Linked DNA regions of Homo sapiens: region 1 is linked to region 2. The links are chromatin loops, found by intact Hi-C in ENCODE. Cell type or tissue: stomach. All regions are shown on one strand. Region 1 overlaps MEIS3 (Meis homeobox 3). Region 2 has its middle 7.3 kb from the start of C5AR2.

Region 1 (4,000 bases), 82 kb before region 2:
GTTCTGGTGGAGAAGATGAGGACTTGGACCAGGAGCGACGGCGAAACAAGAAGAGGGGGATCTTCCCCAAGGTGGCCACCAACATCATGCGAGCCTGGTTGTTCCAGCACCTCTCGGTGAGAGCCCTGCTGCCCAGGTGCAGGGTGGGAATGGAGAGAGGGAGAAGGGTGGACCACAGAGACCGAAACCCCAGAGAAACCCAGAAGTGGGAGAAAGACGGCAGGAAATTTTTCGAGACTCTCATGGAGGTGGAGAATTGTGACAGGAGCCAGCAGCACTGAGTGTCACCTGAGTGCAGGTGCCGCTCAGGACACTTAACTCACTAAGTCCTCCCCGAAAACTGTCCATTAACCCGCGCATCAATCATCCACCTGCCCACCATCCACCCAGTGTACCCTCGGAGGGAGGGGCTACTATTATCTCCATTTAACAGGTGAGGAGGAGACTGAGGAACAGAGAGGTTAGGAGACTTGCCTAAGGTCACACAGCCAGAAGTGGATTCAAATGCAGGCAGTCTGGCCTTAACCACCGCACCATACTGCTTCAAGGACAGAGGAGAAAAATAGAGCCAGGAAGAGGCTAAAACAGAGAGACACAGAGATTCGGGGAGGACCAAGTCAGAGCAAGATGGAGACAGGGAGAGGCCGAGTCACAGAGGGACAGAGACAGACAGAAACTCGGAGGCAGGGACGGACTGAATCCCAGAGAGAGAGAGAGATACAGACAGAAACACACACACACAGAGATAGTGAGTCAGAGAGAGAATGTGAGAGCCACAAAGAGAGAAATGGAGGGCCAGACACAGTGGCTCATGCCTGTAATCCCAGCACTTTCGGAGGCCATGGCAGGAGGATCACTTGAGCCCAGGAGTTCGAGACCAGCCTGGGCAACATAGCAAGACCCCATCTCTAAAAAAAAAAATTAGCCAGGCATGGTGGCACACACCTGTGATCCCAGCTACTCAGGAGGCTGAGGCCGGAGGATTGCTTGAGCCAGGGAGATTGAGGCTGCAGTGAGCCATGAAGGCGCCACTGCACTCCAGCCTGAGTGACAGAGTGAGACCCTGTTTAAAAAAAAGAGAGAAAGAGAAAGAAAGAAATGGATAGGGAGGGCTGGGTGCGGTGGCTTATGCCTGTAATCCCAACACTTTGGGAGGCCGAGGCGGGCGGATCACGAGGTCAGGAGATCGAGACCATCCTGGCCAACATGGTAAAACCCTATCTCTACTAAAATACAAAAAATTAGTCGGGCATGGTGGCGCGCACCTGTAGTCCCAGCTACTGGGGAGGCTGAGGCGGGGAATCCCTTGAACCCCGGAGGCGGAGTTTGCGGTGAGCAGAGATCGCGCCACTGCATTCCAGCCTGGCGACAGAGCAAGACTCCATCTCAAATAAATAAATAAATAAATGGATAGGGAGAGGGCCACACAGAGACTCTGACAGATTCAGAGAGGGAGGGCCTGGGCTTTGCTTCCCTCCCCGACGCCAGTGAAGCCCCTCCCCCACGCCACAGGAGCCCCCTCCCCCAACACAGTCTCTCTAATCAGAGCTGGCCAGTTAACCTCTAATTGCTGGAACAGGCGGGGGCTGGCAGGCATGTAATTGCCCCAAGCCTGAGGCTCCCTTGGTCTCCATCCTGGGGAGCGCAGAGACGCTCAGAAGCGCCGGTTCTCCCAGACGTCTGCCTGGGCCTGGGCTCCCCATCCCCCGGACCCCGGTGGGCCAGACCTTGGGGTTCAGACTGCGGCCGGCCAGGCAGGCAGAGTGACTCTTGCTGGTGGCTGCAGCACCCGTACCCCTCGGAGGAGCAGAAGAAACAGCTGGCGCAGGACACGGGGCTCACCATCCTGCAAGTCAACAACTGGTGAGTGGCCCAGGAGGGCCCGCGGGCCGGCCCGGGGCGAGAGCCCGGGCGCTGTCCGCGGTGCTGACGGAGGCCCCGAGCCCCGCAGAGCCACTGCCCCTGCTCGCCCCGCTCTGCCTCCCCCGCCGCTGTCCTCCGGCCCGCTCTGTGTTCGTCTTGGCCTCTCTCCCACTCCCTCTTTTCATTCCCCTCCGTTTCCATGACCGCCTCCCAGGTTCATTAACGCCCGGAGACGCATCGTGCAACCTATGATCGATCAATCCAACCGCACAGGTACAGGGGGAAGGCGGGGACGGAGAGCCTGGGGTTCTTAGGAGGGCGTCAAAGCCGGGTCCCGGGCTTCCTGGGGCTCAGCCTGCACCTCTGAACCCCCTTCGCAGGGCAGGGTGCAGCCTTCAGCCCAGAGGGCCAGCCCATCGGGGGCTATACCGAGACGCAGCCACACGTGGCCGTCCGGCCTCCGGGTAAGCCTCGCCCCCTTAGCTAGGCCCCGCCCCTGCGCACCATGACCCACCTGTAAAACAAAGATGCCCACCTGAGATTCAATTCAAGCGGAATACAGTGTGTCACTTGCCTAGTGAGAAGCAGGTGATGCCAAGGCAGATTTCCTGGTCCCCCATCTTTTCCTTACAACCTCATTTCTTCCAGACTTCAAGCCCAATACCTCGGAAGGCTCCACTTTTTCTTAAAGGGCCAGCACCTTCTTATGACTCAGTCTATCCTGGTAGAGGGATCCCCTGGTGTAGGAAGGGGTGAGGGAGACTTAGAGGCATCTGGGGGTGTCTCTGAAAGACGCACTTACCCTCCTTTTTTTTTGTCTTCCAGGATCAGTGGGGATGAGTTTGAACTTGGAAGGAGAATGGCATTATCTATAGAGGCTGATGCAGGAGAGGTGTGAGGGTCTAAGGGCTGGGGATTGTGCAATTCTCAAACCTCCATTAGACCTCAGGACTCCAAGAGTGGGCACTTCCAGAGTAGTGGGTCAGCCTGGGTCCCTGTACTGTGGGTTCTCTGAGGCTTGATGGGAAGATATTCATCCATCTGTCCGTCCGTCCATCCATCCATCCATCCATCCATCCTCCTCCTCCATGTATCCATCCATCTACCCACTCACTCACCCATCCATATCTTTATCCATCCGTTACTCAATTACTCATTCACCCGCAATCCATCCATCCAAACCTAGTCCACCCACCTACCCACTCATTACCCATCTGACCACACATTCACCCACTCACTCCATTCATCTCTCCACTCGCCAACCCACTCATCCATCTACCTCCACACTGACCAACCACCCACACATCTACCCATTTATCTGTGCATTCACCCACCTCCCTACCCAGGCTTCCACCCACCTACCCATCAACTCACCCATCCATCCACCCACACATCCCATTATCCATATATCCACCCACCCACCACCCACTATCCATCCATCCATCCATACCTACATACACCCATTCATCTATGATACATCTCCAAACATAAACTGAGCCCTTGGCTGGGCACGGTAGCTCACGCCTGTAATCCCAGCACTTTAGGAGGCTGAGGCAGGTGGATCACCTGAGGTCAGAAGTTCGAGACCAGCCTGGCCAACATGGTAAAACCCTGTCTCTACTAAAAATACAAAAATTAGCCAGGTGTGGTGGCATGTACCCATAGTCCCAGCTACTCTGGAGGCTGAGGCAGGAGAATCACTTGAACCCAGGAGGCGGAGGTTACAGTGAGCCAAGATCAACCTGGGCAATAAAGTGAGACTCCATCTAAAAAAAAAAAAAAAAAAAAATTGAGCCCTCACTCCATCCTGACATGCCTCAGGTAGGGTCTGGATCTTGAGAAGATTCTGGTCTTGTGGGGAAGTTGGCAACCCCAGTGACAATCCAGTGTAACAGTTCAAACAATAAAACGTAGTTTCCCCATAGGAGGGAGTCATCAGCTATCTCTGGGGTATCAGGGAAGATTTCCTAGAGGAAGTGGCCTCTGGATGGGGCACTGAAGGATGAATAGGAGTCCACTGGGCAGAGTAGGGAGTAATGTGGAAGGGGGGCATTATTTGACTTTCCCAGGCCTTGAGTCTTCTGTGGCCTGGTATGATGGCGGCACTTTAGAGCATCTTCTCATTTAGTCCTTACAA
Region 2 (4,000 bases):
CAAGCGATCCTCCTGCCTCAGCCTCCCAAGTACCTGGGACTACAGGTACATGTCACCACACCTGGCTAATTTTTTTTTTTTTTTTTTTGTAGAGATAGGGTATCACTATGTTGCCCAGGCTGGTCTCGAATTCTTGGGCTCACGTGATCCTCCCACCTCAGCCTCTCAAAGTGTTGGGATTACAGACATGAGCCACTGTGCCATGGCACCACAATTTTTCAAAAACAACAAATAAATAAATTGTTACACACACATCCCACCCCAAAAGGACTGAATCTTGGCAATTTCATAGGGTTCAATCTAATGGAATTACAGGGCTTAAAAGGATGAGTGACTAAGATGGGGAGGACCATAGACTTTTTCTCTTTTGAACAATATAATATGAAACAATATTTATGTGATATTTGATGCATAGGAGAGAATGTCTTAACATATATGAGAGTCATAAAACACAGTCACGGCCGGGCACGGTGGCTCACGCCTGTAATCTCAACACTTTGGAAGGCCGAGGTGGGTGGATCACGAGGTCAAGAGATTGAGACCATCCTGGCCAACATGGTGAAACCCCGTATCTACTAAAAATACAAAATTAGCTGGGCGTGGGGCGGTCACCTGTAATCCCAGCTACTCAGGAGGCTGAGGCAGGAGAATCACTTGAACCCGGGAGGCGGAGGTTGCAGTGAGCCGAGACTGTGCCATTGCACTCCAGCTGGGTGACAAGAGCAAAACTCTGTCTCAAAAAAAAAAAAAAAAATTAGCCAGGCATGATGGCAGGTGCCTGTAATCCCAGCTACTCGGATGGCTGAGGCAGGAGAATCGCTTGAACCTGGGAGGCAGAGGTTGCAGTAAGCCAAGATCGCACCACTGCACTACAGCCTGGGTGACAGAGCAAGACTCTGTCTCAAAATCAATCAATCAATCAAAGACTCTGGAGACTAGAATATTGGAATCACAGACTCTTAAAATGTTGGAATCATAGACTATTGAACCTAATAGATCCTACAATGTGAGTTACAGGCTATTTGAATCACAGGATCCTAGAATATCACACCAGAACCTCGGAGGGTTAGAAGCACGGCTCCAACAGTTAGATGTTCAAATTCTGTAGATGCTCTATACATTAGTCAAGGAAGTCTGGCCCTGAGCAGTCCAACACTGCAGCCACCAGCCACAAGAGACTACGGACCACTTGAAATGTCTTCGGGTCCGAGATAAGAAGTGCTGTGAGTGGAAAATACACACCAGATTTTGAAAACACAGTACCAAAAAAAACAGAATATGAAGTCTCAAGAATTTGTTTCTATTGAACACATGTTAAAATGATACTCCTTAAATATATTGTGTTAAATAAAATGTATTATCAAAATTAATTTTACCTGATTCTTTTTGTTTCTTTTTGTCTGTTGCTTGCCTGTGGGAAAATATAAATATCATTCTATTTCTTTTTTTTTTTTTTTTTGAGACAGGGTCTTACTCTGTCACCGAGGCTGGAGTGCAGTGGTGCGATCTTGGCTCACTACAGCCTCAGTCTCTCCTGAGCTCAAACAATTCTCCCACCTGAGCCTCCTGAGTAACTGGGACTACAGGTGCATACCTGCACACCCAGTTATTTCATTTGTTTGTTTTTAATTTTTGTAGAGACAGGGTCTCCCTATGTTGCCCAGGCTGGTCTTAAACTCCTGGGCTCAAGCGATCCTCCTGCCTCCTGGCTCACAGTCTATTACTTTCTCTTTTATTTTATTTTATTTATTTATTTATTTAGAGACAGAGTCTTGCTCTGTCACCCAGGCTGGAGTGCAGTGGTACGATCCCAGCTCGCCGCAACTCCCGCCTCCCGGGTTCAAGTAATTCCCCTGCCTCAGCCTCCCGAGTAGCTGAGACTACAGTCATGCGCCACCACACCTGGCTAGTTTTTGTATTTTTAGTAGAGACGAGGTTTTGCCATGTTGGCCAGGCTGGTCTCGAACTCCTGACCTCAGGTGATCCACCCACCTCGGCCTCCCAAAGCCCTGGGATTACAGGTGTGAGCCACCGCGCCCGGCCACTCACAGTCTATTTCTATGGGACTGTGCTCATCTAGAGAAATGCCTTCCTGGCTCTGAGAGGTGTGGGGTTCAGGACGGTCACGTGGCACAGATAAAGAGGAGAAGGCTTTGGCTCCAGGACTTAGAGGCATCCCGGTCTGCAGAGTAGATGCGTGAATAAGATCCCAGGGCTGCAGGGAGTGGGGGTGGGTGCCGGAAAGGGCACACAGCCTGACTCAGCCAAGCCCATCATCCACTTCCCTTCCCTACCACTTCCCCTTCGGAACTTGTTGACCCAGCAGATTCTCCAAGCTACAGATTTGGCAATTGTCTGCCCCTTCAGCCCACTTCCATACTGGGCAGAGCAGGTCAACACCAGATGGGGGCTGCCTTGGAAAGACTACCTGGATCCCACTCCTTGGCCTCCGACTCCTACTCTTTGGCCTCCCAGCTTTTGGGACACTATCTCCTTCCCAAATCAGGGTGGGTAGAAAATACCCACTGCCTGCAACTCCCGAAGCCAGGAAAGCTACAGGATGACTGGGAATAGAGATAGAATGTAGGGGTTGGGGAGGCAGAGGAGGAAGTCAGGGAGGTATTCCTGGAGGAGGTAACCCCTGAAGGAAGGCAGAATAGAGGCAGGGATGGTCTGGGAAAAACAGACTGGACAGCCAGGAAATCAGGGAAGGGGCAAGGCAGAGAGCCAAATGGGAGAGGATGGAGGGCATGGGCCAGGCAGGGCGTGGGGCGGGAAGGAGGTAGCATCCAGGATGGGCCCCAGGCTCAGGCCTGGGTGACTGGGTGCACCGCGGGGTTGTCTCTGGAGTCGGGAGGGAAGGGGAGGAAGAGGTTCCGGGGAGACTGCTGAGGTCAGTCTGGCTGTGGCAAGGGGGTGGGGAGGCCCAGTGTGGAAGAGAGATGCTGAAGATATTGGATGAAGCTGCAGGAGTGAGCGCACCAAATGAGGTGGACACACAGCTGAGGAACGCCAACGTCGAAGAGGAAAAAACTCTGCAAAGGACGCGGAGAAAGGTCCAGCAAAGAGGCAGAGGGAAACTATCCAGGTCAGGGGCAGCCATGGAAGAGACCGGAGCAGGTGGGAGAAGGCCAGGAGGCCAGGAGGCTGGTGTTGTCTTCTTGAGGAGGGAGCTGCCGGGAGCCCACCCCCAGGAGCTGAAGGCGGCTGGGGCTCAGGTCCTTCCCCGTGACCTCGATGCCTGGGGAATCTGCACTAATGAGCACAAGTTACAGAGAGGATCTTGTCCCAGGTACCAACGTCTACTCTCAAGCAGGCACAGACACCACTCACAGCCACTTCTGCAAGCTCAAGAGACTGCAGCATCTGTCCATCGAGACACTCAGGCAATTTTTTGTTTGTTTGTTTGTTTGTTTGGAGACAGGGTCTTGCTCTGTCACCCAAGCTGGAGTGCAGCATCACAACTCACTGCAGCCTCAAACTCCTATGCTCAAGCGATCCTCCAGCCTCGGCATCCCGAGTAGCTGGGACCACAGGCACTACCAACCACACCGGCTAATTTTTTCGTTAAAAAAAAAAATTTTTTTTTTTCTGAGAGAGTCTCACTCTGTCGCCCAGGCTAGAGTGCCGAGCCACAATCATAGCTCACTGCAACCTCTGCCTCCCGGGTTCAAGTGATTCTCATGCCTTAGCTTCCTGAGTACCTGGGATTACAGACGTGCATCATCATGTCCGGCTAATTTTTGTGTTTTTAGTAGAGATGGGGTTTCGCCATGTTGGCCAAGCTGATTTCGAACTCCTGGCTTTGTGATCTGCCCAGCTCAGCCTCCCAAAGTGCTGGGATTTCAAGCATGAGCCCCCATGCTCAGACTAATTTTTTTGAAGATGGAGCCTCACTATGTTGCCCAGGCTGGCCTCCCAAAGTGCTGGGATTACAGACATAAGCCTCATTGTTCTTAATATAACATATGATTGTATTATATTATTAAGTATTTCATCT

The links. Hi-C counts contacts between places; a loop is a spot of excess contacts. Peaks named below come from ENCODE experiments on the same cell type or tissue, not always from the same donor. Only the 100,000 strongest peaks of a DNase experiment are listed, where the experiment ranks them.
Region 1: a loop joins it to region 2, with 1.9 times the contacts of the local background. A loop is called at or near these places in 1 of 110 quality-filtered maps.

The regions. Positions count from the first base shown.
Region 1 is chr19:47,405,215-47,409,214 of GRCh38, reverse strand. MEIS3 (Meis homeobox 3) reads left to right here. Exons shown (of 13, transcript NM_001301059.2): 8 at 1-116; 9 at 1,787-1,863; 10 at 2,078-2,136; 11 at 2,244-2,327; 12 at 2,689-2,755. The coding sequence ends at 2,738. Among named protein-coding and RNA genes, the nearest start is that of MEIS3, 12 kb to the left of the region's middle. In stomach, no CTCF peak of the experiment used is centred here; a DNase peak (open chromatin) is centred at 1,922; H3K27me3 peaks cover 4,000 bases.
Region 2 is chr19:47,322,924-47,326,923 of GRCh38, reverse strand. No RefSeq gene overlaps it. Among named protein-coding and RNA genes, the nearest start is that of C5AR2, 7.3 kb to the left of the region's middle. In stomach, no CTCF peak of the experiment used is centred here; no DNase peak of the experiment used is centred here; H3K27ac peaks cover 314 bases; H3K27me3 peaks cover 1,636 bases.